6 separate regions of the Mus musculus genome follow, and regions 1, 2, 4, 5 and 6 are each linked to region 3. A link is a loop called in an ENCODE intact Hi-C map of the cell type or tissue named here. Cell type or tissue: heart. All regions are shown on one strand. Each heading gives the region's core, and the rest is flanking DNA. Links, peaks and the distances in the headings are about the cores only. Region 1 overlaps Snx1 (sorting nexin 1). Region 2 overlaps Csnk1g1 (casein kinase 1, gamma 1). Region 3 has its middle 18 kb from the start of Pif1. Region 4 holds the start of Zfp609 (zinc finger protein 609). Region 5 overlaps Trip4 (thyroid hormone receptor interactor 4). Region 6 has its middle 13 kb from the start of Oaz2.

Region 1 (4,983 bases), core at 1-4,000, 480 kb before region 3:
GCTGGGATTTGAACTTGGATCCCCAGGAAGAGTAGCCAGTGCTCTTAATCCCTGGGGTAACTAGCTCTTTGGGCTGGAGAGATGGCTCAGTGGTCAAGAGCACTGACTGCTCTTCCAGAGGTCCTGAGTTTAACTCCCAGCAATCATATGGTGGCTTACAACCATCTGTAATGGGATCTGATGCCCTCTTCTGGTGTGTCTGAAGACAGCTACAGTGTACTCATATAAATAAAATAAGTAAAAGTTAAAAAAAAATGTTAAGACTCTAACTCCTTACATGAATCTTTGAGAAGCTACCTAAGTGATTCAGACATGCCTGTCTAGGAAAGACATAAATTAAGGGGTTTTGTGGCTTGTGCTGTATCTTTGAGTTCCCGAATCAGAGTCTGCTATGGTGCTAGAGTTTTCTCAAAGGCTAAGCTTGGCCAGAGACACATGGCCATCGTTTCCCGTTGCCTGCTGGGCTATGGTATGCAGTTCCATACCATACTCTTAGGTATCTCATCCTCCCCAAAGGGGCAGAAAGATGTTAGGACCCAGTGAGGTCTCCTGTAGAATTGCACCATGACATTAAATGACACTGCGCACCTCACACGCCCGCCCTTTGGATCTGTGGTACTGAACTCAAACCCAGACTCTCACACTGGAGCACTGTGCTGCTGAGCTCCATCCAGACCTTAAGTGAGCCTCTCTTTCCTCTTCCTAGTGGGAATCTCGGGTGACTCAGTATGAAAGGGACTTTGAAAGGATTTCCACAGTTGTCCGAAAGGAAGTGACACGATTTGAGGTGAGCTAGAAACCATGTGTTCTGTGTGCACCTGTGTATCTGCTCTCTGGTTTCTGAGGCATGGTGGCTATCTTACATTTACTGCTGTACCAACGCGATGACACACAAAGCAAAGCCAGGAGCTGCTATGTGTCCTTTCCCCCCCACCACTCTCCTTGCCCGCAGAGAAAGCTTGCAGAGCTTTGGCAGAGACTGTTTGGCCAGAAACTGTCACTGTTAAAGTTACTGACTCTACTTCCCAAGTGTGTGCTTGGCCTTGGTCAGCAGTAAACACCACCATCCCAAAACGGGAAGGAACCACTGACTGGGAGGTCAGCGTAGAATCCTGTCTCTTACAGAAAGAGAAGTCCAAGGATTTCAAAAACCACGTGATGAAGTACCTGGAGACACTCCTACATTCCCAGCAGCAGGTATGTATGTAATGTGCACAGCTCTGGCCCCTCATTTCCTGCCCCAAATGACAGCTGTCTATATGGGACTTTGGTTCTGATGGGGGAGGCTCTGCTGTCGTTGATAACTGAAAACAGGCTTTCGTGCTCCACCTCAGTCAGGGGAACTCTGTTGACCTCTTTACCCAGTGAGCCGTCTCTCCTCCCACTGCTGCCCTCAGTCTACAGTTTATTTTCAGGGACCTTCATCTCCTCTTTCACTGCCTTACCCTGAGTGCCCACCCTGTGGTACCGGCTTCCCCTCTGGTTTCTGAGGCGCTAACCAATCTGTGGAACAATGGGCCATTGTGAGGTGTAAACTGAGACTGCCTTTGAACTTGGGACAGAAACTGATGCCTCCTTAAGTCCAGAGGGAGGAGGAAGAATGTGGCTTCTGCATCTGCCCCACACACCTTCCTCTTGGGTGGCTGTGGTGCCCCACACTGAACTTGCCTCCCTCCCGGGCTAGCTCAGGCTCTGCTCTGCCACTAGGTGGGGCACTTGCTTACTGTCTCCTCACTTCTTTGCAGCTGGCAAAATACTGGGAAGCCTTCCTTCCTGAGGCAAAGGCCATCTCCTGAGGGACCAAGGACACCAGAGCCTACCTTCGTGACGCTGCCTTTTTATACACTGTCCTTCTTCCTCGATGGACCCTAACTGATGCCCCTGCCTTGGCTGGACTTAGCCCTTCCACTCTGCCCCACAGACAAACTGTTCCCAGTTACTCTAACCAACATTTCATTTAGCTTCCACGTATATTTTCTTACCTAAGAGAATAGTTTCCTGCTTTAAGCAAAAGACCTACAATAGGTGGTGGAATTATAGGTTGGGGTGGAGTGTTGATATAAATATATAAATACAAATGTATATTTTTCAGGATGTGGTTTAGGAACTGGGAATAACGTTTTCTGTTACTCCTGATGGTGCCATGAAAGATTATGTAATAAAATATTTGAAAATCATGTCACAGGACTGGGCATGGTAGCACTTTTTGCTCTCTGCTGGAAAGCAGTTGGGAAGGTCTAGACTCCTAACCAAGAAGCTGCTGGCTCTAGTAGGTTTCCCTCCACAGGCACTGAAGGCCTGTGCTGCCTTCCTGTGCAACTGGAGTTTCTTCACTACCTGCCTCAGCTCTCTGCTCAGAGCATCTCAGTCTGCCTGAGCCTTGTTCCTACTCCTGTAGGAAGTAGCGTCAAGACAGACTTACGACTCTAAAGCCTGTTCTATAAAAGAGGCTAACCTAGCCTTTCGCCCCTGCTTCCCTAGGCCTGAAGAGCTCTCTGGCCTATTACATGTTCTAATCCTCCTTTTCTTCCTATCAAAACAGGGACTCAGGCTGGAGGGAGGTTGCTCATTAGCATCTGGGCATGTACTCGCTTAGCATGTGAAGGATGTGGGTCCAGTCCCCAGCACCACACAAAGGGAAGGCACCTCATCCAAAGAGCTGTTCCGTTCCTGTATAAAGACTGGCTGCTTTATCCCTCCAGATGGCAATCTCAGTGCACCTAAGCCTTTCAAAGTGTGTCTGAAAGAGAGTATGTCCCCTAGAGCCCGAGTGCATGTACACAAGCCAGGCGTGCTTAGACCAGCCATTGCTGGGCTTGCCTTTAGCAGTGCCTACAGCCCCAGTGGCACAAGCTAGAGAGGGGTAGGAGGCTCCTTGGTGAGAGGAAAGGACAGAATGCTGCTGTGGGGATCCTGCTCTCCAGCCCCCAGTTGTCCAGAGATGCCCCACACCGAAGCCCCTGGATGTCCTGCTTGCCAGTGGGCACTTTAGCTTGGGAACAGCTCTGACTCTTGTTCTCATGCTGGCACGGGAGCAGGTGCTAATGCTGAGCTGCAGCTGTCCTGTCCTGTCCTGTCAACATTTGAATGACAGAAAAGGTGGTCTGCCCCCAGCTGCCTCCCCGGGCCACTACACTGTGACTTCATCTCGGCGGTCCCTTCTCCATCTAACTTTCACATAGTTAAAATTACACAACGGGTTCTGGATCCTGCTTTGGTCATTCGGTATTATGTATGTCACAAGCATTTTCCCTCTACACCTTTTGTAACCATGTCATTTTTAAGGCTTCCATGACTGGGTGTAGAAAAGAACACACTTAATCCTAGTACACTACATAGTAAGACCCTGTCTCAAACAAAAACAAATAGACAGGTTTCTATGGAGTACCATAATTCAGATTCATCACTCACTGACTGCTGGATCCTTGGTTGAGGAAGGGTCAGACAACTCTTATTATAATTTCACAAAGAACTTGTATTTTCTTTTTAAAGATTTATTTATTATATGTAAGTACACTGTAGCTATCTTCAGACACCAGAAGAGGGCATCAGATCTCATTACGGGTGGTTGTGAGCCACCATGTGGTTGCTGGGATTTGAACTCAGGACCTTCAGAAGAGCAGTCAGTGCTCTTACCCGCTGAGCCATCTCGCCAGCCCAAGAACTTGAATTTTTTAATGAAAATTTCCAGCGTTGAGATTTTACCCCACTTGCTGGTTTGTTTGTTTGCTTTTGAGTCAAGCTCTCTGGTAGTCCACACTGGTTTTGAGATTGTTATGTAGTCAAACCTGGCCTTGAACTCCTCATCCTCCTGCCTACGCCTCCCAGGTGCTGGGATACATGTGTGCACCAACATACCTAACACACTTTATCTGTAGTATTTACATGTATTTTCTGAATCATTTGAGAGTAAGTTGCAGATGTTACCAGTTACCCCAAATTTTCAGTGTGCAGTTCCATAAGAACAAGACTATCCCATCACAATTTAAATAAAGTTGTTAAAACCAAGAAGTCGGGGGCTGGGGAATCAGCTCAGTGGTAAGAACACAGACTGCTCCAGCGGAAGACACAAGTTCAGTTCCCAGCACTAGCACTGGACAGCCCACAGCTGCCAGTGACTCCAGCTCCAGGGATCCACCTGCTCGCACATGCACACACGCCTACATACACACACACACACACACAGACACCTACACACACACATACACGGGTGCCTACACACACATTTTTAAAAGGTTTAATAGTATAAGAGTTATTTAATACATAGCTCAAAGTTGTCCATTGCCTAAAGAGTGTCCTTGTAGCCATTCTTTTTCTTTGTCCAGGATCATGAGTTATACGAAGACTGCCATATGATTGCATGCTGGGTGGAGTCCATGAGTCTGTTAATATGGAAGACTTCCTCCACCTGCCTTGGTCTTTAATTACCATGGCATTTTTGAAGAATGAAGGCCCTCTTCTGGCCTCTGTGGACATACACATAAAAATAAATAAACTTAAGCGGCCAGGCATAGTAATACAAGCCTTTAATCCCAGCACACAGGGGGTAGAAGCCAGAGGATCTCATTGGCTCCAGACTACCCTGCATGGAGTTTTAGGCCAGCCAGGGCTGCATAGTGAGACCCAGTCTCAAACAAAGAATACTGGGTGGGTGGGGCCATCACATGCTCACTGTGGAAACGCTGAGAAAGAAAGCTTTGAGAAGAGGGGTTACTCCATGCTGCTCTCAGGGAGGGCTGTCCTTTTTAAGAGTCTCATACTCTACCAAATGAGCTGGCTGGGCACATTCGAGACTTTTAGATGAAAGGTATGGAGAGAAGTCTGCATTTACCTGGGCATGACCCTTAGGTTATCGCCATCTGCCCACCCTCCCATCCCCCCATGCACACTAAATCTCAATGTCATCTGAAGATTAGAGCCTGGCTTTTAGTATAAGTGTTTAGTGACAGAGTAAGTCAGGAGTTAAGGTAGACTCAAAGTGCA
Region 2 (5,044 bases), core at 534-4,533, 400 kb before region 3:
GGTCTTGAACTCAGAAATCTGACTGCCTCTGCCTCCCAAGTGCTGGGGTTAAAGGCGTATGCCACCACCACCCGGCAATACTTTAGTTTCAAGTCAGCAGAGAACAATATATCACTTCTTGGTTAACATCCCACTTGAACCAAGTATTCCACAATCACCTTAAAACTAAAAAACGGTTTAACATTAAAAGTGTCCTCTCTGGATACACAAAACAAGTTGCTGTCTTTGGAACTTGACTACGTTTCTAGCTTTTCTCTCCTTTGAAATAGGAAGATAAGTTAGTAACTATGGAATAGTTGACAAGATCTTTGGATGTCAACACTAAATACTAACTAGTATATGCATCTACTTTGAACTTACCAGTTATGGCTCATCAAGGCATTTATTATTTATTGTTCTTGTTTTACAGAGATAGGCTTTAATGTAGCACAAGACAGTCTCAAATCGCTATGTACCTCAGGATGATCATCCTGTCTCCACTTCTCAAGTGTTCAAAGTACAGGCATGATTTGTATTTACTTTTTGTTTTAGCCAAGTTTAGAGCTTCTCCAAAAGAGATTACAGCTGGGCTTGGCGGTGTACATCTTTAACCCTAGCACTAAAGAGGCAGAGGCAGATGATCTTGGTGAGTTCATGGCCAGCTTGGACTAAATGATACCCTGGCTGGAATCGGGGATATGTATGTGTATGTGTGTGTGTGTATACACATAAGGAGAATTAAGAGACTACCTTGAATGTGTCTTATTTAAGACAGGTGGGCCTAAAACTCATGATCCTTGTACCTCAGCTTCCCAAGTGTTGGTATTACAGGACTACGTCCCACCACTTTGCTTAGTTATCGCTTTCAACTTGATTCTAATCTTCTGAACTCAAAGTAAAATCCAAGATTGTCATCTAGGCTGGGAAAGTCACAGACTAAAAATACAGCACAACATAGCATAGCTGCTGTCTCAAATTATGGGAAACTTGCACAAGAAGGAATGAGTAGTGATACTGTAAACCTGGTCAAAGTGTCATGCTCTTTGGAAATGGGCCTAAGTGGGAAACCTGCTATTGTTTTTTACTTAAAGACACGTCAAGCTGCCTACTAAATATTTATGTTTAGACCCATATATTAGTGCTGTTCTCCACTTTTGCCAGAAAAGTTTCTGAGAGACTCCAAACTGCTGAGTGCTTCCCCTAGTGGGCTATCTCTACCCTCCAGAAAAGCTCAAGGGCATCACAGAAGGAGGTGTGGGAAGAACGTAAAGGCTGAGGATGGAAAAGAGTGCTATATAAACGACAGTCTTTGGGACAGGACATGGCCACTGCACTCATCAACTTACAGCAGCCAGCCAATAACTCCAGTGTGGGTGGGGGATGCTCCTGAGGCTCAGCTGAGGAGTGAATGACAACTGATGGTTGCTGGAGGAAGAGGAAGTCAGTTTATTTTGGCTTATGCTCTTGAAGGCAGCACTAACTGGACTCAGTGGGTTATTCAGAAGAGGAGGAGGAAGAAAAGGAAAAGATGAAGGTGAGAGGAGCATTGTTGGAAGAGGTCCAGGAGGAGTTGGAGGGTTAGTAATATAGATTTACACACACACACACACACACACACACACACGTCAAATAAACAAGAAATATTTTAACAACATAAAAATGAACAGTACTCTACAGAGTAGATGAACTGTTTCAACTTAAAAGCTTTCATTCTGTTACTGTCACCTGTGCATATCACTGTTCCTTGCTACTACTTCATAGTTGCCCTCTAAACAGTTCCTACATCATACACCTTCCAGCTCACCTTCTTCATTTGAGGGTGACCCTGTCTGAAAAGGCAACTTTATAAATAGTACTATGACAGAAGGGGGATTTTCCTTAACTTTTTGTTTTGTTTTTGAGGATGATGTCTCATTTGGTAGACCAGGCTAGCCTGGAATTCACTATGAAACTCAGGCAAGCCTTGGACTTCTGGTGATCCTCCTGCCTTCTGCTTATACAATGCTGAGAATACAGAAATGGGCCACTATGCCTGACAAAAAGGGTTTTGAAAAGGCAGTTTCTAATAAAAAAAAAGGAGACACCCATGACTGGGGCATAATTTTGTGAAGGGTCTTCCTTGAATGAACAGGTCCTGGATTAAAACTAAGAATAAAAGGAGGGGAAAAGCGTTTAAAAGGATGTAAGAAAACACAAGCTCTCCAGACAGTTTGGCCTACGTGAGGTGTCTGAAATTTGCAATAAAATGTTATGGGATTGAAAACAAGTAGTCAGACAAAAAGTTTGTTAACAGAGCATAGGAAATGAGGAGAGGAGCAGAGCATGTGAGGTGAGCAGACAGACAGGGAAGCACAGTGGGAGAGTTTCCCACACGGCATCACACCTCTGCTTTTATATCTGTTTCCTGTACGTAACAGGAAGCCTGGGGAGGATAAAAAAATTCCCTAGGCGAATGCTTCAATTGTAGCTAAGTGAGCACTAGAGGGCGAGCTCTCCACAGATTTACAATTTTCACACACACACACACACACACACACACACACACACACACACACACACCACACACACACAAATGATGTAGCTCTGTAAGTCCTGAGGAGAAAAAAAAAAGCATTGCTCTGGGACACAGAATAGAGAAACTATGACACCTAAAGTAGGTGTGAGACCTAGGTCTGTGCTCACTGTTCCTATTAACTCATATTAACACCATCTAGTAAAGTGAAAATGCAGCCAAGCCACCTACATTGGGCCTCAGTTTCTTATGTGAAAATAATGTGGCCATTTTAGGTAATTTGAAAAATCATTTTTGAGCTCTAAAAATTTATTTTTATCTATTTTTATTTTATTTTATTTTATTTTATTTTATTTTTGGTTTTTCAGGACAGTGTTTCTCTGTGTAGCCCTGGCTATCCTGGAACTCACTCTGTAGACCAGGCTGGCCTGGAACTCAGAAATCCACCTGCCTCTGCCTCCCGAGTGCTGGGATTAAAGGTGTGCACCACCACCTGGCTGAGCTCTAAAAATTTAAAATAATCAATATTAAACTATTAGGTCTTAAATCTTCATTTCTGTTTGTCTGCAGCTAGGTCTTAAAATGTAAATGAAAACCAGCACGTGCTGTCTCCATACTTGCTTGGATAGTCTGCACTGTAATGCAATAGGTAGGTCCTCCTCACTTTTCACAGTGGATTTGTTGTTGTTGTTGTTGTTGTTTTCAAAGAAGGGTTTCGCTACTAGGAAATGAACAAGACACAAATGTCTTCAACATGGTGGAGGCTCCCTTCAGGTTATAAGAAAAATGTGTTTGCTTTACAGGCACAACACCCCAATTTTAGGCTAATTGTATTTTGCTCAAAGAAAGAGTGTTCTCTAATTTTAGCCATTAAATAATGGTTTTAAACCTGGGCTGGGATGTTTTAATCAATGAGAGGTAGCTCATCTGATGTAGTGCCAGGAAGAACACCTTTTCCTTTGCTAACTTCCATTACAAAGTGAAGAGCACTTCTCTGAGCTATTTGACAATATATTTCCCAGGGTCTCCCTCCCTCATTACAACTTAAAAAAATATTACACATTTAAAAGCCAACAATATTAGAACTCCCATGGACACTTCTCTAGTGTGTGATACCTGAGATAGCATTTATGAGTTATGTTTTGTTTGAGACATGGTCTCACTAGGTAATCTCAATTGGCCTAAAACTTGCTATGGAGATGAGGTTGGTCTCAAACGTGGGGACCCATTTGCCTATGCCTCTAGAGTGCTGAAATTAAAGGTGTATGCTACTATACCCAATTACAAAAATTTTTATCAACACAGGGGCACATGTCTTTAGTTGCGGAATTTGAGAGTTAGAGGTATCCAGATCTCTGAGTTCAAGGCTACATAGTGAAACCCTGTCTTGATACACACACATACACCATGAGAGAGGGGGAGAGAGGTAGGGGGAGAGAGAGAGAGAGAGCGCGCTACAATATGTAGAGAAATGGAGAACAAACCTAATGGTAAGGCATATTAGATTTGACCTGAAGAGCACTTGGGCTCATGAAGCCTAACTTTGGAGATAATTCCAGTGGCAATCGCAGAACACCAACACGAGGAAGTGCTCTACTGTCATACAGGGTAGATGCTCAAAACATACTTTATAGAATAATAAAGATAATTGCCATGAGGGATAACCTACTGGGCTAATCATACTATCCACATCATGTTTTACCTGCATGTATGTCTGTGTACCACATGTGTTCCTGGTCCCAAAGAGTTCAGAACAGATCAGATTCCTTCCTTGGAACTAACGCTACAGCTGGTTATGAGCTGCCATGTGGGTGCTGAGAACCAAACCTGGTCTTCTGGAAGAGCAGCCAGTGCTCTTAACTGGTGAGCCATCTCTCCTGTCCCAGCACCCATGTTTAGTGAAACCCCTTCATTAACACAGGCCTGGCCTGATTTCCTCCTTTTACGTGTACAGAGTCATACACAAGTAAATAAATACAAGTCTCATTACTTAATGCAAATACTACTATCATCTTGCAATAACTCTTAAACTGCTGAAGAACGAAGCATCAGAAAACACAGAATTAAGATATATGAGAACATCACCAACTTACCATTCCACTCTCTCAAGTACAAAAAATGTCACTTACCTTATGATGCAGCAGATGGTACAAGTTGTAACTCACAGTGTAATGCATAGTCAGTGTTATGGGAAGAAGATGCTCACATAACCTGCCCCTTTCAACGCACCTTTGCCTAGATGTGTGTTGATAGACATGTATCTCGCAGTTCCAGTCAAACTTTTGTGCTCTCTGTAAGGTATGTGTTTTTTGGTTTCAGGATCAACATATTCCTTGGCCAGTCCAAAATCTATAATGTGTATTACATGCTCTTTCTTATTGCCTTGTCGGCCAATCAAGAAGTTCTCTGGTTTGACATCTCGGTAAATAAGATTCTTTGAGTGTACATACTCCATTCGAGAAAGCTAAAAGAAAGAAAAAATAATAATGGAAATACCTTGAAATAAGCAAGCTGGGGGAAGGAAAATCCAAAAAACTTTTTTTAGAGATGGGA
Region 3 (5,044 bases), core at 551-4,550:
AACACTGGAAAGGGTATCTCAGTCATTCAGGGAAACTAGGGGGTTGGGAATGCAGAGATAGGGGAAGGGGTGCTGCCTGGGGAAAAAAATACCAAGAGCAAAAGGGGAAAGAAGGAATCCAGGAAGCCCAGGGCAGAGATACAGGCAAGAGGAATGGTGATCTGGGGAGGGGGGGTGGGGACACAAGGAGATAGAAAGACAAACACGGAATGTCAGTGGGCTTTAAATGGTGCCTGGCCTGGGATCCGGACTACTGTCATGTACCCCAAGCAAAAGAAACCTGTCAGGGCAGGGAAGAAACATTAATCCCTGTGTTCACTAGCTGTGTTGTCCTTGGCAGGCCTCTTGGACTCTCTGAGCCTTGAGTTACAGAATCAAATAGCAGTTGTCTTTCATAAACTGGGCTGTCAGTGGGATCAGTTAGTGGTCAGTCCTCCTGCAGACTCCCCCACTTTCCCTGCTGGCCACTCTAGTTGTGTCCCTTCACCCAGGGCTAGCTATGTATACATCTGTCCTGCATCCAGAATCCTACCTCTTCCCACCTGGACCCCAGCTAGGGCCACACTGTAGCATTCTGGGAGGGCCTCCCTCCAGGATTTGAGCCAATCCTGAGAACCAAATGAAATGCTGGAAGTGATGGACTCAGATCTTCCCAAGACACCCTATGGAAGAGAGAGATTCACATCTGCACCTCCCCAATCCTGCTCTGCCCCACCCCATCCTCTGAGAGGTTAGTGCTCCACCCCCTTTTCCTAAGCTCTGGCCTTGCCTGCCTGCTTCACAAGGAGCCGAATGTTATTTAAAAGATCAGGAGATTTGCCTTAAATAGGCATGGAGTGTTGTGCCAGGGCCGAGGATGAGGGGTGGGAGGAGGCAGCTCTGGTGGAGGAGAGAGCAGGGCTTCTCCAGGGCCAGAACAGCCTTTTTATACCGAGCACAACCCCACAGTTCCAGCCGATGGCATGATCTTTAAACCCCAGGGGTGGAAAAAGTATAGAGGGCAAAGCAGACAGTGCTATGACTCCCTGACACTGGTTCCTAGAGCTTTGGTCCTGACCTTGGGCTGCCTGCCCCTGTCTGTTCTCCCTGCCCCGGCTTGTAAGTAACTGGATGCTTGCCTCACTCTGAATCTCCCCAGGTGAGCTGGTTCTCTGCTTCCTGAACCCAACACCAGTGAGGAAAAAAGTGAAGGGCCACCTGGGGATGTGGCAGACATCTGCAGGGATGCTGAAAGGCAAAGGGAGGGAGCTGAGGCCAAGGGGCTGAGGAGCGAAAGGTGGGCTGGTCTGTACAGCAGCACATGCGCAGCTAGCCCCTGTTTGAGGAGGGAAGCGTAGGTATATAAGGTAGGAAGTAGCGTCTTTAGGTAATAAGAACCAATCTGGGGGGTTTCCCTCTTGCTAGCCCCAGTTTGACACCCCCCACCCCCACCCGGTGCCTTTCGGGAATTTAATTTGTTTAACTGAGATAAGTTCAAGGCTGGCCTTGAACTTCCAGAGACTTATCTGACTCTACTTCCAAAATGCTGAAGTTAAAGGCGGTGCACTCTAAGGCTGTGTCTCCAGGCCCAGTCTTTCTGATTCTGTTGACTGGCTGATCAACAGATGATCAAAACAGGGTTCAGAGGACTTAAGCTGAACCTCTGAAGTCACAGTTGAAAAAAAAAAAAAAGGGAGAGCCAGTGCTTAAAACACAGGAATCAGCCTTTGTGAACCCTGTAACTGGGGCTTATGTTAGACCCGGTTACCAACCGCAGCCTTGACCAGGTACCTAGCTGTTCATACACCAGGGCGCTTTCTCCATAAAGTAGAAACAGTAGTCCCACCCTCCCCCCAGAAAAAGAACAAGGGGTGGGGGTTAAAGAACCCTAAACATGAGCTCCTGTGCACACACCCAGTGGAGGCTTCTGAATAACAGCAAAACCCCTTCTAGCTCAACACCGACTCCGCCCCCAGCTCCTGAGGTGAGGGTGTGCCCCACTCAGGCTGGAGACTTCGGGACAAAAGGATTTGCAGGCTCCAGGGAAAACTTGATTCTTTGGTGCCCTCTAGTGGTCTACGTGCTTGGAGTAGCCAGTAGGGATGGGTAAGATATACCAGGGTCTTACAAGGCATAGCGTCCTAAATAGCTGACCACCCCACCCAGGCAGGAGATGGGATTATACTCGCATAGTCCATGAAATGTTCAGAGTGTCTTCTTTATTGATTGATTGATTGGTTGGTGTTGTTATTTTATGTTATTTTATTTTTGAGATACGTTTCTCTGTAACTGCCCTGGCTGTCCCTGAAACTTGCTTTGTACAGAGGCTGGTCTAGAACTCACAGAGATCCACCTGGCTCTGCCTCCTGAGTGTTGAGATTAAAGGTGTGTGTCACCAGCATCTGGTCATTTTTTGTTGTTTGGGTTTTTTGGTTTTTGTCTTTTTGGTTTTATTTTTTGAGACTGGGTTTCTCCGTATAGCCCTATCTACCCTAGAACTTAACTCTGTAGACCAGGTTAACCCCAAACTCAGAGATCCATCTGCCTCTGCCTCTGCCTCCCAAGTGCTAGGATTAAAGCCATGCCTGGCTAGAGTGTCCACTTTTTTCTTTAAAGTGGCCACATTTTTTTTTGTTTTTTGTTTTTTTTTAAAGATTTATTTATTTTATGTATATTAGTATACTGTCACTGTCTTCGGACACACCAAAAGATGGCATTGGATCCCCATCACAGATGGTTTTGGGCCACCATATGGTTGTTAAGAATTGAACTCAGGGGGCTGGTGAGATGGCTCAGTGGTTAAGAGCGCCAACTGCTCTTCTGAAGGTCCCAAGTTCAAATCCCAGCAACCACATGGTGGTTCACAACCATCCGTAACAAAATCTGATGCCCTCTTCTGGGGTATCTGAGGATAGCTACAGTGTACTTACATATAAATAAATAAATAAATAAATCTTAAAAAAAAAAAAAAGAATTGAACTCAGGACCTCTGGAAGAGCAGTCAGTGCTCTTAACCACTGAGCCCTCTCTCCAGCCCGAGTGTCCACTTTTTAAAATGGTTGTGCTGAGAGCTGTGGAAATACAAAAGTACCTCAGCCAGGTCTCTTGGGACCAGGAGATCAGCCTCATCCTGAGGCGATTTATTAAACTATTAGCCACCTCAGATGGAGATCCCAGGGGTCACTGAGGCAAGGGAACAAGCAGCCAAAACTAGGGCTCCCTCTCTGCCAGAGGCACTTTTGAGAAGTGTCAGGCACTGTGGCAAGCCTATCTCCTGCCTGCTTCCTGACTGACTCACCTGGTGAGTTTTCATGCCATCCTCTTAAGGACAGGCCTGCTTGAAAGCAGACCGTCACCCGGCTAGGCACGTAACTTAGCTAGCGTTCCAGAGACCCAGTGTTCCATTCCAGACGGCATAAGCTCAGCATAGTGATGTACCCTGTAATCCCACCACTCCAAAGGAGAATGCAGGAGGATCGGAAGTTCAAGGGATGGGGTGGGTTGGGGTGGAGAGATGGCTCAGTGGTTAGGAGCACTGACTGCTCTTCCAGAGGTCTGGAGTTCAATTCCCAGCAACCACATGGTGGCTCACGAGCATCTGCGATGGGATCCGATGCCCTCTTCTGGTGTGTGAAGACAGCACATTGTACTCACATATGTAAAATAAACAAATCTTTTTAAAAAATGATTTACTCTCATCCACCTGACTTTGTGCAGCCCTCCTATTGGAAAGTGGGACTGGGAAATCCATTAGTAGGATGGAGACAGGTAGGAGAGTGCCCCCTAGAGGCAACAGCATTCTTTAACAATGTAGGCCCCGACTGCATCCTCTCTTTCCTTCATCCCCTGCTGTTGCCTGCCCCACTCCATAGTCTACAGTAGCTTTGTGCTTTGGAGAGGCCAGTGTTCCACCACTATCCTGAGAGACCTATCCTGAGAGACTTTCCGATGCAGGAAACAGTCCTGTGGTTGAGGACAGCCCAGTGCGTGTGCTCAGACTCAGGAATAGACCATTCTGCTTAGAAAGCCTAAGTGGGGAAAAGTGCTTGAGCCAAGGCTGGAGGGGCTAGTTTGGACTGTTCAGTCTAGAAACAAGTCCAGGCCAGAGAGGGCGTCCAGAACACAGGCTCCCCCTGCCGGGCCCCCTTCAGCTCTGCTTCTAGTCCTGGCTCAAATGTCCCCTTCTCAGAGCCCCTCTCCGTGACCATCTGTGATAACAACTCTTGGTTTTCAACTTGACTCCATCAGGAATTAACTAGAACCCAAGTGTCTGGGTACACCTATGACAGATTTTTTTTTCCTTCTTAAATTTGATTATTTGAAGTGGGAGACTCACTTTTAACCTGGATCTTTTAAGGTAGTTAAGATCCACCTTTAATGTGGGCCGTACCTCCTTCTGGCAGCCTTTATAAAGGATGCGGAAGAAGGAAACGTCTTTGCGTTCTTTCTGACAAGCCCATGCCTTCACTAGCATTAGAGACTACTTCTTCAAGATTCTAGCAGATACTAGAAAGCTGCCAAGGCCTCCAACTCATACAACAAACAACTACAGGATTATTGGGCCTTCTATTGGTAGACAGTTATGGTTGGACTAGCTGAACCCCAGCCTGTAAGCCATTCTAATAAGTACTTTTTTTTTTTTTTTCAAGACACGGTTTCCCTGTATAGCTCTGGCTGTCCTGAAACTCACTCTGTAGACCAGGCTGGCCTCGAACTCAGAAATCCGCCTGTCTCTGCCTCCCAAGTGCTGGGATCAAAGGCGTGCGCCACTATGCCTGGCATAAATACTCTATATACATATACATATGCATATGCATATACATATACATTCACATTCTATCAGTTCTGTTCACCTAGAGGGCCCTGAACTCCTTTTCTGGTTATGTACCATTGTCATAGTTTCTAGGTCATAGTCTTCCAATTTGTCCCATTTGTAGTAGATCTCCTTCAGCACCCTGAAGTGGGCCATGTGAGTCTTGTGTACTATGGGATCTACAGTGCAGAGCCCAGCACCTAACACATGAGGGATGACTGATCAATATTTATGGGGAAAAAAAAAAAAGGA
Region 4 (5,044 bases), core at 560-4,559, 220 kb before region 3:
CTGTGAACTGCCTGTTGCATAGCATTGGTTCTTCGGAGGCTGATCACTCTGGATTCCCAGGGAAACCCGAACAGATTCTTGTTCCAGTGATGTACACATGCAGTATTCTCTCTCGTGTTCTGTTGGACCTCTGTGTATAAAGTGGAAGAGGACAGTTAGTGGCATTTATTATTGTGAGAGATGTCTTTTTGACCTCTTGGAAACCTTACCATTGTTGAAAGCAAAACTGTGTTTACTATGTAGTTAATAGTTTACCAAGTAGTAGCACCTTGAATTCCATGCTGAAATTGTCTGGCTTTCTTAATATCACAATAAAATTGAAAGGTAGGATGGGAAGAGAAAAGAAGGGGTTGGAAGTTCTCTGTTCTTTTATTTGAAGACAGCCTTTACACAGAAGAGTATGGATTGTTTTTTCTATGTGGGTAATTTGAATGCACACCTTAAAAGAAAAAAGTCAGGAATGTCAACAGATGAGCTCATCTGCCCGAGCTTTGCAAGTTTCTAAGAACCCACCTCAGCTTCTCAAACACACAGCCAGAACCACATAAATAAATGGCAGAGCTACTCGGAAACTTCTCCTTTTCATGGTTAGGCTGGGAAAGTCTGTCTTTGGTTTACATGGCAGTGGTAGTATAAGGTCTCTCTTCTGTTTGCTGAGACACAAGGGAGGAAGTGTGGGAGAAGTTTGCGGGTAGATGGCCCTCAGTTGCTCACTGATGAATAGTATACTTTAAAGTCAGATGGAAATTCTTAGTAGCCTGAGTTCAAGCTTGTCCAAGAATAGCTTGTTAGTGTATTATGACACTTCACTCTGACCCTGTTACTCTGGGGCAGTTTCGCCTAAGAAAGTTCTGAATTTCCGAGATGCCTTTTTGTTGTAGCTTCTGTGTTCCCTTTTGAATGACTGAATTAAGATGCCATTAATTCATACAGTAAAGGAATTGGCTTTTTCTTTTTGTTTTTCCCAGACAAGACTCAGTTTCCTTTGTATGAGCTCACAGTAGGGAATGATGGAAACTATGGGCTTTGTCAGCGTTGATGAGACCTTATCTTTAGTGAAGTGTTTAGAATAGATTAAGAATTTGGCCAGATGTGATAGTATACACCTTAATCCCAGCACTGGGGAGGCTGATCTCTTACTATCTCTTATATAGTAAGTCCCTATCACAAAGGAGAACATAAAAAGAATTTGGGTTTTTGTTGCTTCTTTAGCTAATACAGAACTAAGATAATAAAGAACTAAGTGTCCTATCTTTTCTTTTTAAACTGAAATTTTAGTGTAAACCTATTTTCCCCCTAGCATGTAAATGTGAGACACTACAGAGATTAGTTTTACAAATAAGTATAGCTATGGACTTATATGATTATGACATTTAATTTTTTTCCATTTTAATTACTGTCTCTCCTATAACCCATTCATGTGGTGGCCATTTAATTTAGAAGATTTGTTTAATGTTGTGTGGGGCCTAGCCAAGATTAGATGGCATGGGGCTGTTCACTTGACCAGCTCAGCTACTAAACTAGAGAAATCAGCTAACTTCAGTTTGTTAGGCTGGGAGGAGGGAAGGCAATCCAGAGAGAAAGGATATTTTCTTCCTTGCGATTCAAATAGCAAGCACACATCTGCTATTCTCAGTGTCTGTGAATGTGTTTGGGAGGAGGTGATCCACATGGAAGGCTCCAACAGCAACAAGGGATCCATGCAGCCTGCAGAGAGCTTTTCTACTTTTCGCCTGTAGAGGAAAAAGAACAGTACCATCCTACGTCACAATGAACTTGGATAAACGTCCATTTGCATGTGTGAATACAATGTGGCTTCATTCAGGAGATGAAATGTAAATTGATCAGATGTTGAATTTCAGTTGTGAAAATGGGAAAACCCAGAAAGAAATCCCAGTAAAAAAATACCAGAGATTGGAGTCAGGGAAAAAGGAGGGTGCAGGGGTGGGGTGGGGTGGTGGGGGAGGTGCCTAAATCCACAGATGTGTCAGAAAAGAAGACCTGGGCATGAAGAGAAAAGCACATCACTGCGTAAGACTTCAGAAGAGTCTAGTCAGGCATGGTGGTTGTATGCCTTTAGTCCTAGCATTTGGGAGGCAGAAGCAGGTGGATCTCTAGGGTAGTGCTGCCTAATATGGTAACCACTGGCCACATGCTGTTTAAATATGAATTAATATTTAAAAAGCCGGGCGTGGTGGCGCACGCCTTTAATCCCAGCACTCGAGAGGCAGAGGCAGGCGGATTTCTGAGTTCAAGGCCAGCCTGGTCTACAAAGTGAGTTCCAGGACAGCCAGGGCTATACAGAAAAACCCTGTCTCGAAAAACCAAAAAAAAAAAAAAAAAAAAAAAAAAAAAAAAAGAATTAAAATTTAAGTAAAGACTCAGTTCTTCAGTCATCCTACCTTGAGTGCCCTAGTAGCTCATATGTGGCTAGAGACTTCTGAACAGCAGGGGGCAGGGGTTAGCAAAGTCATTCCAATTCCATAAGGGTCAGACAGCAAATGGCTTTGGTTTTATAAACCATTCAGCTGTGCTGTGGTACTGCAAATACACCCATAGATAATGTGAGCAAGAAAGCTTGGCTACAGCCAGGGAAACTGTTTGTAGACACTTTTTTGAGACAGTCTGTGTAACCCAGTTCAAGCCCAGGCCTAGCCTTAAGTTTTAGATCTCTAGCGTCAAGCTCCCAAGTGCTGGAGTCTGTACCACCACACCAGATTCTTATAACTTTTGTGTTGTAAAATATCTTCTTTTATTTAAATATTGTTAAAATGTAAAAATTAGTTTTTAACTTACAGGATTTACCAAAACGTGGTAGTGAATCTGATTTGTTCTTTGGGCTACTAGTTTGCCAATTCTTGCTCTCGAGATACAAGAAGTCAAAACTTGAGATTCTCTTACTGTCTTATACATTAGATCCTTGTCTTTAGTCAGAGTCAGCTAACTGTGATTAAAAGCTAAGTAGAACTGTTTCCTTGTCCCCTAACTGTTTTAGTCTAGTGCTACAATGTTTAACCCTTCATTAAATCACAGAGATATGGAACACTAAACCCTGTTTTTCCTTTCTGTTTAAGCCCTCATTTTGTAATATAGAGTATAGATTGGTAAGTTGGCCGCCACTCTGAGTCATCAGTTCTGTCCCTTTACTATCCAATAAAACTATCTATGGACCAAGAGGGAATTACTTTTTCCTAGACTAGATGGGCTTGGGCTTAGCGTTCATCTTTAAGCTGTCAGCTCTCCCACCCTCCTTTTCTTTCTGTGAAGATAGCAAAGTTATGACTCACTCGATCTCTAAGTCACATGCTACTGTGAATGGCACCAGTGAAGAGTGCCCTTAGGATAAGAGAATAAAGGTAACTGCATAGCTGAATAAAATGGTCTCAGACACAGGAAGGGCATGATGGGGGTTCTTGAGAATTGGATAAACATTGGTTTGCTATGGTAGGAGGTGGAAGTCTTAGGTCATGAAGCAGTTTCGTAAGCAACTGGTGGGAGGGCTCAATTTCACAAGAACAGAATGTCTGCTGTGTAGATGGTGTGCTGGGCAACCTTAAGATAGGTAACAGATTTAAAAGTCACAATCTATAGTGACAGAATGGTGAGATGGAGTGCAGAAACGGGCTCAAGGTTAAAAAGCAGTAAGATTTAGTGATACTGGATGTTGAGGTGGAAAGGGACACAGGTACTCTAGAGGAAAACAAACGATAATCAAAGAAAAACTGAAGACATTGAATAAAAAAGGAGTTTGAGGGCCAGTGAGATGGCTCAGTGGGTAAAGATGCGCGCTGCTAAGCCTAAGGATCTAAGTTTGATCCCTAAAACCAAATGGTGGAGGGAACGACTCCTGCAAATTGTCGGCTGACCTGCAAACGTGCGCCACGACACGTGTCCTGTCCCCCCCAACCCCCACCCTAAATTCTTTACTTAAAATAGTTTGCCGAACTAAGCGGCAAAATGGATGAGACAGTTAAGAGCTGTGCACTTGTCTTCTGTTCTTTGTAGAAAGGTTCATGTTCAGATCCCATGATCTTTCCTCTTTCCACGATAGAAAACATCTGTATTTAAGAGCTAACGCTTCTCCAGAGACTTTTCGGTGAGAAGTCTTATCCAGCCAGGAATCTGCACGAGGAGAGAGCATTGGGTTCAAACTGTCCAGCCCGGTCTTCTGAGCTTATCTTAGTTTCGACCCGCCCGCCAGGTTTTCCAGCATTCTTTTCTCAGGGCTCGCAGCTACCGCGCATTTAGAGACCCAGGACTTAGCTCCTGCATCCAGGTTCCGGGTTTCCTCGTGCACTCGCCCGCTCCAGACTCCATAGCGCACGGAATCCGGATCCGAGAGCACGAGAATCCAGTGTCCAGGTCTTCCAGGCTGCCCTGGTTGTCCCGGATCGCGGCGGCGGCGGCGGCGGTGGCGGCGGCGGCGGCGGCGGCGGCGGCAGCTGAGGGACCCGCAGCCCCGGACACAGCGGCCCCGGCCAGGCGGGGCGGAGCGGCGCGGGGAGGGGCGGAGAGCCGGGGCGGGGAGGGGGAGGGGCCGCGGCCCAGATGGCGGCCCGGGACGCGTAGCAGTGGTGGCTCTGCGGCCCGGGGCCCCGGGCGGGCGGAGGTGGCGGCTCCCGGGACCGGCCGCGCGGTGAGTCTAAGCTTTGTGTGGAGCCGGGGCTGGGAGGGGGAGGCGACTCTGGGGGAGGCCCGGCGCCGAGGGGCGCGGAGGGCGCCGGAGCAGCGGCGCCCGGCGGAGGAAGTGGGGGTTGGGGGGGCCGGGGCGGAGCGAGGGGAAGGTGTGTGCGGGGAAAGCGGGGTCGTTGCGTGGGTGGGGGAGGGGGCCTGAGGTGAAGTTCAAAGCATGGCCCGGGCGGTTCGGGCTGAGGGTGGCGGTGCCCGGGATAGTCTCTGATTTGGCCAGGTGGTAGGGGCAGGCCAGAGAGTTTTCGGAGGCTCTGCCGAGGGAGCCCCGGGGCGACTGGGGCTCGTTAGGGACTCAGGGGAGCGTCGGGAGCGGAGGGTTGAAAGCAGGACGTGTGCGCGACCCGGGAAAGGA
Region 5 (4,000 bases), core at 1-4,000, 250 kb before region 3:
TATTCTTTGGCTATGATAAAATTCACTAACCTAACTCAACTTAGAGGAGAGAGTTTGCTTTAGCTCACAGTTCCAGGTTTCAGTCCATTGCTTCAGGGAAGTCACAGTGGCAGGAACTTGAAGTAAGTGCTCCTGTCAGTCATCACATCCAGTCAGGAACACATAACCACGCTCCACGGCCTGTCCCTCATCTCCACTCTCACACACCTCAGCACTCTTTTTAGAACAGAGCTGCTTGCAGTGGGCTGGGGCTTCCTACATCAGTTAGTTTATGAACCACCCACCCCACACCACACCACACATTCCCACAGGCCAACCTGATGTTGAAGATCTCTTTCTCATTGAGACTCTTCCTCCATGATTGTAGGTTGTGTTGAGAGTTAAAGCTAACCATCACACCACCAGATTCTAATCTGATCCAGTTGTGAGAACATTAGAATTAATTTGTTCAGAATTAACTTGTAGATTCCTTGAACCTGATGGTAAATGAACGGTTTTTTGGTTTTTGTTTTAATAGTAAAAGCTACCAAGTTTAGCATGTGGATAGTAAACTAAGCTAGTCATTTGTTAGGTTCTCATTAAAATACAAGCATTTGTGCCATATAAAAACTTCCCTGGTTTCCTTTGGTTCTACAAATAGATGATGGAAAATGTTACGTGTTCAGAATTGAAAGCAGATTCCTGAGTTTCAGGGTCACAGAGAAGAGATTTATCCAGTCCTTTTGTTGTTTTCTGTTTAGATGTGGAGTTTCCAAATGACTATCCGTCGGGTTGTCTTCTGGGCTGTGTGGACCTTATTGATTGCTTGTCCCAGAAACAATTTCAGGAGCAGGTGAGTATTGAGTTCTTCTTGTGGGCAGATGCTGGCTGTTTTAACAGGCTCTAGATCCTCTTAACAGACTGAAGACAGTAAGGTTCTAGTAATTTAAACATGAGAAGAAAGGACTGACACACACCCTCCCCCCGGCATAACTCAGGCTGGCTTCAGATTTAAAACCCTACGTCCTCTGCCTTCCAGGGGAGAGTGTTGTACTGAACCCTGCAGTGTTTTGATTTCAGCCATGCCCCAGACTGAACTGGAACGTATGTACAGCTCTTGGGTTCTTGATTATCCTCTTGTCTCTGACTCTTGAGTGCTGAGATTTCAGGCATGTAACCACCACCCCACCATCCCCCCACCCTCAACCCCCGCTCCAGGGAAATATTTTAACACATGTAAAATCGAGAAAGAATAGGATTAGGTCAGAAACAGAAGTACTTAGAGATGGCTTGGCTTCCAGTGTATAGAGAAGCAACACATATCCATTTCTGGGGAAAAAAGCTGCCATTGAAGTCCAGGAAAGGAAGTGTAAGTTCTTTTAGGTTGGGCCTGATGGTACATACCTGGAGGCAGAGGCAGGTAGATTTCTGTCAGTTAGAGGCCAGCCTGTTCTTCATAGTAAGTTCCAGATCAGCCAGGGCTACTAGTGAGGCCCTTTCTCAAACAAAACAAAACAAAACAAAAAGCAAAACAAATATATTTCCTTTTTGAAATGAAGAGACCCTAAAATATTATTTTGATTGGGTATTGGGCATGGATACTCTCTCCGTTTTGGCTTATTCTGAAGCATTTCTTCCAGACCATTGAACTCAATAGACAGTATGTGTGAACTTAGTTTGATTTGAGCCATGTTGGAAGGTATGTGTGTATAAATGAACATATATATATAAATAAACATTTTTTTAAAGTGCTAAACATTAAATTGACATGATTCAAAACATACTTTTAAACAGTAGAGGGCACTAAAGAACTTTAATTTCATTAGCAAATGCCTCAAATGTAGAGTATGTTTGGGCTCAGACAGGCAGGAATTCCAAAACAGCCAAATTCGTCCTTAAAGCAGAAAAAGTCTTATAGACAGTATTGTTTTCCTTTTCTTTGAGCAGTTAATTTAAGCACTAGGGCTTCTACTTCTGTGCATGCAACTTATTTTTGCTCAGTAAATTTGTTTGTCTGGACATTTCCCTTGCTGTGCTGAATAAACCCTGGGCTCCCTGCATTCTAATCAGACTCTCCAACACAGAGCTCTCCCAGTCTCCTAAATATCTTGGGCTTTCTTTCTTTTTCAAGACAAGATCTTACTATGTAGCTCTGGCTGTCCTGAAACAATTGCAGAAACTATCTATAGCTAGTGAAATCACACTCTTGCTAGAGCCCGAGGCAAAACATAGTCAGCTCTGTGGACAGGCTGCTGTGGACAGGCTGCTGTGGACAGGCTGAAGCAGCTCATATCCTGCACCTGGGGTTAAAATGAAAACTTTTTTTTTTTTTTTAAAGAAATCAAAATTCTCACTACATGGTACTGTTGACTAAACCTGGGGCCTTGCTCATTCTTGGCAAGTGCTCTACCCCTCCTAGCCTAATTCTTGGTATTGGGGGGAAAACTTCCTATCCCTAGGATTTCACAAAGTACTTCATGTAGGTGTTCCCTAAAGTTAGTGCACATCTGGGAGACATCTTTGGGTTAAACAGATTTGTTTTCCATAGAGTTTATCAGAGCCTTTAATATGCAAGTATCAATTAAGGCTCTCCAAGAAACAGATAATAGGGTACAGTGTTCCTAAACATTTTTCTCCCTGAAACGTATTAGTAATCAAACCCAGGACTTTGTGCAAATGTTCTACCACTGAGTTACTTCCCTCTCCCCTTCTACACACATCCACTGCCTGTTTACATACTACAGACCTGTAGCCCTGGCATGCACAATTTAGAATGTACATGCCAGGCTTTCCTTTATCCTTTGTAAGTTCAGTTTATTGAGAAAGAACCATCCAGGAAACAGTGTCTGCCCCATATCTTCAGTATCTATTCTTATCAACTAGCTGAAGTTCATTTTCCTTGAAAAACCATGGAGCTACCAACCCTTTTTTTTAGCTGACACTAATTTCCTATGTGACTTGGACCACATTCTCCTTCAGCATTCTGTTGTTGCTAACATTTTCCTTCCCCAAAGAAACTGGGTAATTTATTTCTGACCTCACATTCTTGCCCTGTCTTTAATAAATTAAAATGTACTAGATTGACCAGTTAGTTCTCTTTAAGAGCAGAGGGCTGGAGAGATGGCTCAGTGGTTAAGAGCGCTGGCTGCTCTTTCAGAGACCCTGAGTTCAAGTTCCAGCACCCACATGGTGGCTCACAACCATCTGTAATAGGATCTGATACCCTTTTCTGGCATGCAGGCATACAATGCAGAGCACACACAACACATAAAATACCTGAATAAATATTTAAAAGAATAAGAACAAAAGGATTTATTCCATAGTTATAATAATCACCATGCAGTGAAGGTACGCACGTTTAATCCCAGTACTTGAGACACCAAGGCGGGTGGATCTCTGAGTTTGAGACCAGCCTGCTCTACAGATCAAGTTCCAGGACAGCTAGGGGTACACAGAGAAACCTTGTCTTGTAAACGCTCCCCCACCCCCCAAAAAAGTAAAATCAAGTTCATGACATTGTTAAGTGTCCTTTGAAAAGTATGTGCTGAACAGGCGTAAGAACTTGTCTTCCTTTTATCCTTTAAAGCCAGTTTAGCCGCATGTCTAATTTCTGCCAGAAAAAAAAAAAAATCCCACTAGACCCTCAACCCTCCTCTGACTAATGTCAGGGGATGAACCTAGACAGGGAAGAAGTGCAGAGAAAGGGCTGCATGCTGAGGGGAGCTAGGTAGATGAGAGCCATCCTTTCTGAGCTTCTCCTTCTCCTGTATTCCCCTGGAAGGAGCCCCTGCTGTTTGCCAGCATTTTATCTGCCAGCAGCAGATGTAAGAGCTCCAGAGCAGCAGGGAGGATGTTGACTGCAACAATGCATCAAGGCTGTGGTTTGTAACCTCAATAGCAAGGCAGTTAAAACTTTTTTTAACAAAGACATTTTGATTGCCAAATCCATAACCATTAGCAGCTGTGGTTGTGAGCAGTTCTCCAGACCTAACAAGTTTTCAGTCTTGGCTTTGAGTTGGTG
Region 6 (5,044 bases), core at 416-4,415, 59 kb before region 3:
AGGGCACTGTGGTACAGGCCTCCAGTCTTAGCACTGATAGGAAGGCAAGGGGATCAGGAGTTCAAGGTCATGCTCAGTTACACAGAGAGTTCAAGGATGACCTGAGCCTTGTGAAATCCTATCTCAACTACCCCACCCCAGTCTCTAAAAAACAGGACACAAAGCAAATATACACACACTATAAATAACAAATCGTATCCAGCATTCTGCCTCTGCCCCCTGGTGGCCATCCAGCGGGTAAAGGTGAGATGCCTAGATAAAGCAGCCTTTGCGAATGGCCCTCTGCCAGCTATGAACAGTTACTGTGGACGGACGGGGGGCTGTCACACACAGACTGAGCACTTGAAGGCAGATCTTTGTCCACAGACTTCACTGCACAGACTAAAACCTAAAAGAGCAACAAGCATAGTGTAACCCGCAGAACGGCTTTCAGGTGTTTATCTTTTTGAGACAGGGCTTCTCTGCGTAGCCCTGGCTATCCTAGAACTCGTTCTATAGACCAGGCTGGTCTCAAACTCAAAGACCCGCCTGTCTCTGCTTCCCAAGCACTGGGATTCAGGCATGTGCCATATGGCCAGCTTGCTTTCATGGATTTTTGTTTTGTTAGTTTCTGTTTGTTTGATTAGTTACCAACAGATTAGGAATTTTCACATTAAATTCTGACTGTCTTTCTATAGAAAAATATTAAGCTGCATGGGCCCCACCCTCCTGAGCAGGAGGGCCTGAGAACAGCTCAGCATGGGTCCTGCCCTCCAGTTAGGACTGCCTCCCTCTCTGGCCCCTACAGGCCCGGTGAGTGCAACTCTTGGCCAAGCCTAGAACTTCATGAAGAACAGGGTGGCGCAAATCTGTCCTGGGAAACACCCAGACACCCAGCATCTGGCTCAGAACAGCTCCTCTATCATAGCTCACCACCGAAAACATCAGGAACATGAACGTTAGTGCCTCGGGCATTTCATTGTGCCTTCAGAAAGTTCCCACTGTTTTCACTGGGTGGGGACTCTCAGAGAAGTCATATTCCCCCGAGGACACATGGCCAGATGGGAGAAGGCTTGCCTAAACAAGGTCTCAGAAGTGAAGTAGCCAGTTAGCTGCCATGTGTCAGATACTACCAAGTGTGCTGGACTCTCCCAGGCAGTAACCCAGGAATGTTTGCAAAGGTGAAATTAACAACACCTAGTGGCACTGTGAGGTGCCACTGCATAGAATGCAAAGTGGCACTGGGGAGGCTGGCAGGGGACATTCCAAGTTTTAGTTACCAGAGGGGTCTACTTCTGTCATTCAGGCAGGCAAAAAGTCTACCAGATACAAGAAAATATAAACTCTGGGAATATCAGCTATGGTTAGAAGGCAAATGACCAGTCATTACTAACGATGTCCAGGCATTTCGTCAGTGAGGTAGAATGTTACCCACATGGCCTGATACTAACAATGTCAACCAGGTCGCCTTGAACTTGCAACGATCCCTATGCTTTTGCATCCCAAGTGATGGGATTACAGGCATAAGCTGACATATCTCACCCAACCCGATCTGTGACACCTGAATTTTAAATGATTTATTTTAATTTATGTACATTGGTGTTTTGCCTGCATGTATGCCTGTGTGAAGGTGTCAGGTTCCCTGGAACTGGAGTGACAGACAGTTGTGAGCTGCCATGTGGATGCTGAGAATTGAAGCTGGGTCCTTTGGAAGAGCAATCAGTGCTCTTAACCACTGAGCCATCTCTCTAACCCCCAACACCTGGATTTTCTATCAGCTCTGTATATCTGAATGCACTTGGACTTGGACATGTCTCTCTGCTTCTTAGAGCTGAAGCGCCTCTACCCGTGAGCCGAGACTGCTGAATGAATCAGATATCGTGGGGTCTAACACAGTTGTGTCCACAGGATCAGTAGTTTATGTAGCTGTCTAGAATGCAAAGCATGCACATATCCAGGAAGTGGTCCATGTTTGTGAGTGATTTCTCAACTGAGAGCTTTGGAGCAGGGGTCCAGATAGTCCAAGTCTGTCCTGGAAGGAAAGCAATCAAATGGCTTTGAGCTCTTTCACCAGAAGAGGGCACCCCAGCCTCGTGGTCTAGATGGCGCCTCAGCCATCACCTTCAAGGTAAAGTGAAGGGAACAAAGTAACCTCACCTTCCCTCCACCAGGGAAAGACCAAGGGCTGGAGACTTAGAGACAGGATGCAACAAAGACACGTGGGCTTAGGATAGAGGCAGGAGGAGGATAAGAGATAGGCATGGCTGCAAGCTTAGTACCAGGATGCAGGAGAGTCAGGGGCCAAGGTCATCTACAGTTACATAGCAAATTCAAGGTTATCCTGGGCTTATGTGAAACTGTCTCAAACAAAAACCGTGACCAAAAAAAAAAAAAAAAAAAACAAAACATAACAACAAAAACCCTAATAAATTAAATAGAGCTTCCTGGGGTCAGAGTATACCACACCTACAAACACAGGCAAGAACAGCTGGAGTAGGATCACCCTGAAGTTTCCTAAGAAGGTACTGCCATCTCCAGTGAACAGAGCTAAATCCTGTCCTGAAGCGCCTGAAAGCCAGGTTGGGCTGACTGCAGCCATCAGTATGCAATGTATATGCAAGCACACACGAGAGAGTGCAGTACTGAGGAAATCTTAGCAGAGGCCTTGGCTCCCCATTTGCACCTCATAACCCTCTAATAGTATCTCCTCCAGTCTTCCTTCCCTGAGCAGAGCTGATTTCCAGGAAACACGTTGCAGATTCTAGGAATGTGGATCTGAATTTAGATAGAAACAGACCCATCAGAGAAGTCTCTGATTCAAGTGACCCTGTCCTGGGAAACCAGGAGGGAGAATGACAACCCTGCACCTAACTCTTCCCATTTCTGGGTGTTCCTCACTTGAACAGCTCAGCCATCTGGGTCTCTCGTTGTACATGCCATTCTAAGGAACAGAAACTACACCTTATTCTCCATCTTCCACCAAGTGCAGGCTTCACTGGAGTTGTGTGTGTGTCTGTCTGTCTATCTGCCTGGGCTGGTGTAGAGGACCTGTGTTTGATTCATAGCACCCACACGCTGGCTCACAACTCGAGTTCCAGGGAACCTGACACCCTTTCTGACTTCTGCAGGTAACCAGTCATGTACATGGTTTGCAGAAACACGTCCTTAAAACACAAATACATACAAAACTTTTTTAAAAAGATTATGTGTGCCTATGTATACATAAGAATATTTTGTGGCCGGGCATGGTGGTGCACGCCTTTAATCCCAGCACTCCGGAGGCAGAGGCAGGCGGATTTCTGAGTTCAAGGCCAGCCTGATCTACAGAGTGAGTTCCAGGACAGCCAGGGCTATACAGAGAAACCCTGTCTCAAAAACAACAACAACAAAACAAAAAAGAAAAGAGTACTTTGTGCATGTAGGTGCCTAAGAAGTCAGGGGGGAGTCTGGAGTTCCAAGTAGCTGTGAGCTTCTGGTATGGACAATGAGAAAAGAATCCGGGTCTTCTGCACTATAAGAGGCAAGGTCTCTTGCTGAACCTGGAGCTTGCAGGTTCAGTTCCTCCTGATAGGCCTCTTACCTGGGATCCCCCTTTTCCCTCCTCAGTCCTGGGGTTACAGTCAGACCACAGTTTTTATGCAGGCTCTGGGGATCTGAACTCTGGTCATCTTGCTTGCAAAACAAGTGCTTTGCCTATTGAGTCATCTCCCTCTGTGGGATTTTGAAAAGATATGCTGTCTGAAGATGTGTGCACTGTGCACATATGGAGGTCTGGGCACGAGCTGAAGGAACTGGTTCTCCCATGTGGACCCCGAGAGAAAGCTCAGGATGTCAGGCTTGGTAGCCAACAGCTTTATCCGCTAGAACCATTTTTGTCAGTTCCCGTTGGAGCTTTTACCTTCAGTTCCCATAGCTATAAAAAGTAGATGAAAACACATTTCTTGCTTCAAAGGACTTTGATGGTGATCACAAGACACACCTCTCATATGTACCTGTAATAAACTTCACATCAGGACAGGAATGCAGGACCCCGTTTTTGAATCCTGAAACCCAGCTAGGTGGTGGTGGCACACAACCTTGATCCCAGCACTCAGGAGGCACAGAGAGGGGGAATCCCTGAGCTTGAGGCCAGTCTGATCTACATAACAAGTTCCAAGGCAGGAATCAATCTGGAGATAGGAACTGAAGCAGGAGTCTAAAGGGGGTGCTTAGCCTGATTTTTTGTACAGTCCAAGACCACTGCCTAGTGTGTTGGCCCCTTCCACATCAGTCAGTCAAGAAAACGTCCCAGATGTGCCTACAGACCACTATGACAGAGGCTTTTCTCAATTCCCTCTTCCCAGATGATCCTGCTTGTGTCAGGTTGACAGAACCCATGACACACCTGCTGCTAGCCTTTCCTGAACAGCATAGCACGTGCACTCTGGATGAGGTTGCTTCTGAGTCCAGCTTTACCATGCCCCTGCCAGGCAGCTCCTTGATTTTTGGGTGGATCTGCTTGTGAACTCAACCCAAGTCCAGCTGTCTGTCCATCGAGGTCTTTCTGCCGAGGCCCTGCCTCAGGAAAGCTCCAGCTGGAAAGGGTGCAGCACCTCCCCTTCCTCTCTCAGACCAAGGCCTGGGCTCTGCTCAGTGAAGTGTGAAAGAGACCCCTCCTCCCCTGAAGTCACAGGCATGGGGCCTTTAAATTATGGAATAGCTTTCTCTGTCCCTCTCAGGAAGACCCAACTGCCCCAACTAAATAATTCAGCACCTTGGGAAGACCCAATGGATCTTGACACAGCTGAAGTAGGTCAGACCATGACTTGGCCCCAGGAGGGAACTGTCAAACACCAAACACAGCTTTTTCTCCATGCTCGAAGGAGCTGCAGGCTGGGAGGGCCCTTGCTTGCATGGCAAGATCACATAGCAGTGAGGGGTACCACTAGAAAGAGCCAATTCCTTCCTTTCCTGGAATTAAGTGCAGGTATGTCCCCTCCTGAGTTTTCCTCTAGGTTCCAGGTAACCTGCCCACCTGCCACAAGCTACCCCAAAGCCTGTACTTGTCTGGGCCCTCTCCCAGCTC

The links. Hi-C counts contacts between places; a loop is a spot of excess contacts. Peaks named below come from ENCODE experiments on the same cell type or tissue, not always from the same donor. Only the 100,000 strongest peaks of a DNase experiment are listed, where the experiment ranks them.
Region 1: a loop joins it to region 3, with 2.1 times the contacts of the local background. A loop is called at or near these places in 2 of 42 quality-filtered maps.
Region 2: a loop joins it to region 3, with 2.7 times the contacts of the local background. A loop is called at or near these places in 3 of 42 quality-filtered maps.
Region 4: it touches region 3 in a loop (4-fold over the local background); 4 of 42 quality-filtered maps call a loop at or near these places.
Region 5: a loop joins it to region 3, with 7 times the contacts of the local background. A loop is called at or near these places in 30 of 42 quality-filtered maps.
Region 6: it touches region 3 in a loop (7-fold over the local background); 37 of 42 quality-filtered maps call a loop at or near these places.

Annotation. Positions count from the first base shown.
Region 1 is chr9:66,085,332-66,090,314 of GRCm38, reverse strand. It overlaps Snx1 (sorting nexin 1), which reads left to right. Exons shown (of 15, transcript NM_019727.2): 13 at 707-787; 14 at 1,126-1,197; 15 at 1,746-2,188. The coding sequence ends at 1,796. Among named protein-coding and RNA genes, the nearest start is that of Snx22, 18 kb to the right of the region's middle. In heart, for the core only: a CTCF peak has its summit at 1,694; a DNase peak (open chromatin) is centred at 1,694.
Region 2 is chr9:66,001,958-66,007,001 of GRCm38, reverse strand. It overlaps Csnk1g1 (casein kinase 1, gamma 1), which reads right to left. Exons shown (of 14, transcript NM_173185.2): 7 at 4,721-4,955. Among named protein-coding and RNA genes, the nearest start is that of Gm22657, 52 kb to the right of the region's middle. In heart, for the core only: a CTCF peak has its summit at 2,421 (motif pointing right); no DNase peak of the experiment used is centred there.
Region 3 is chr9:65,602,638-65,607,681 of GRCm38, reverse strand. No RefSeq gene overlaps it. Among named protein-coding and RNA genes, the nearest start is that of Pif1, 18 kb to the right of the region's middle. In heart, for the core only: CTCF peaks have their summits at 2,064 (motif pointing left) and 3,759 (motif pointing left); a DNase peak (open chromatin) is centred at 1,991; H3K4me3 peaks cover 308 bases; H3K27ac peaks cover 1,524 bases.
Region 4 is chr9:65,827,058-65,832,101 of GRCm38, reverse strand. It overlaps Zfp609 (zinc finger protein 609), which reads left to right and starts at 4,538. Exons shown (of 10, transcript NM_172536.3): 1 at 4,538-4,636. It overlaps Trip4 (thyroid hormone receptor interactor 4), which reads left to right. Exons shown (of 14, transcript NM_001357872.1): 14 at 1-3,175. In heart, for the core only: a CTCF peak has its summit at 2,441 (motif pointing right); DNase peaks (open chromatin) are centred at 2,451, 3,881 and 4,411; H3K4me3 peaks cover 1,477 bases; H3K27ac peaks cover 1,480 bases.
Region 5 is chr9:65,848,199-65,852,198 of GRCm38, reverse strand. Trip4 (thyroid hormone receptor interactor 4) reads left to right here. Exons shown (of 14, transcript NM_001357872.1): 12 at 741-832. Among named protein-coding and RNA genes, the nearest start is that of Zfp609, 23 kb to the right of the region's middle. In heart, for the core only: a CTCF peak has its summit at 1,765 (motif pointing right); a DNase peak (open chromatin) is centred at 3,788.
Region 6 is chr9:65,661,390-65,666,433 of GRCm38, reverse strand. No RefSeq gene overlaps it. Among named protein-coding and RNA genes, the nearest start is that of Oaz2, 13 kb to the left of the region's middle. In heart, for the core only: a CTCF peak has its summit at 2,056 (motif pointing right); no DNase peak of the experiment used is centred there; H3K27ac peaks cover 587 bases.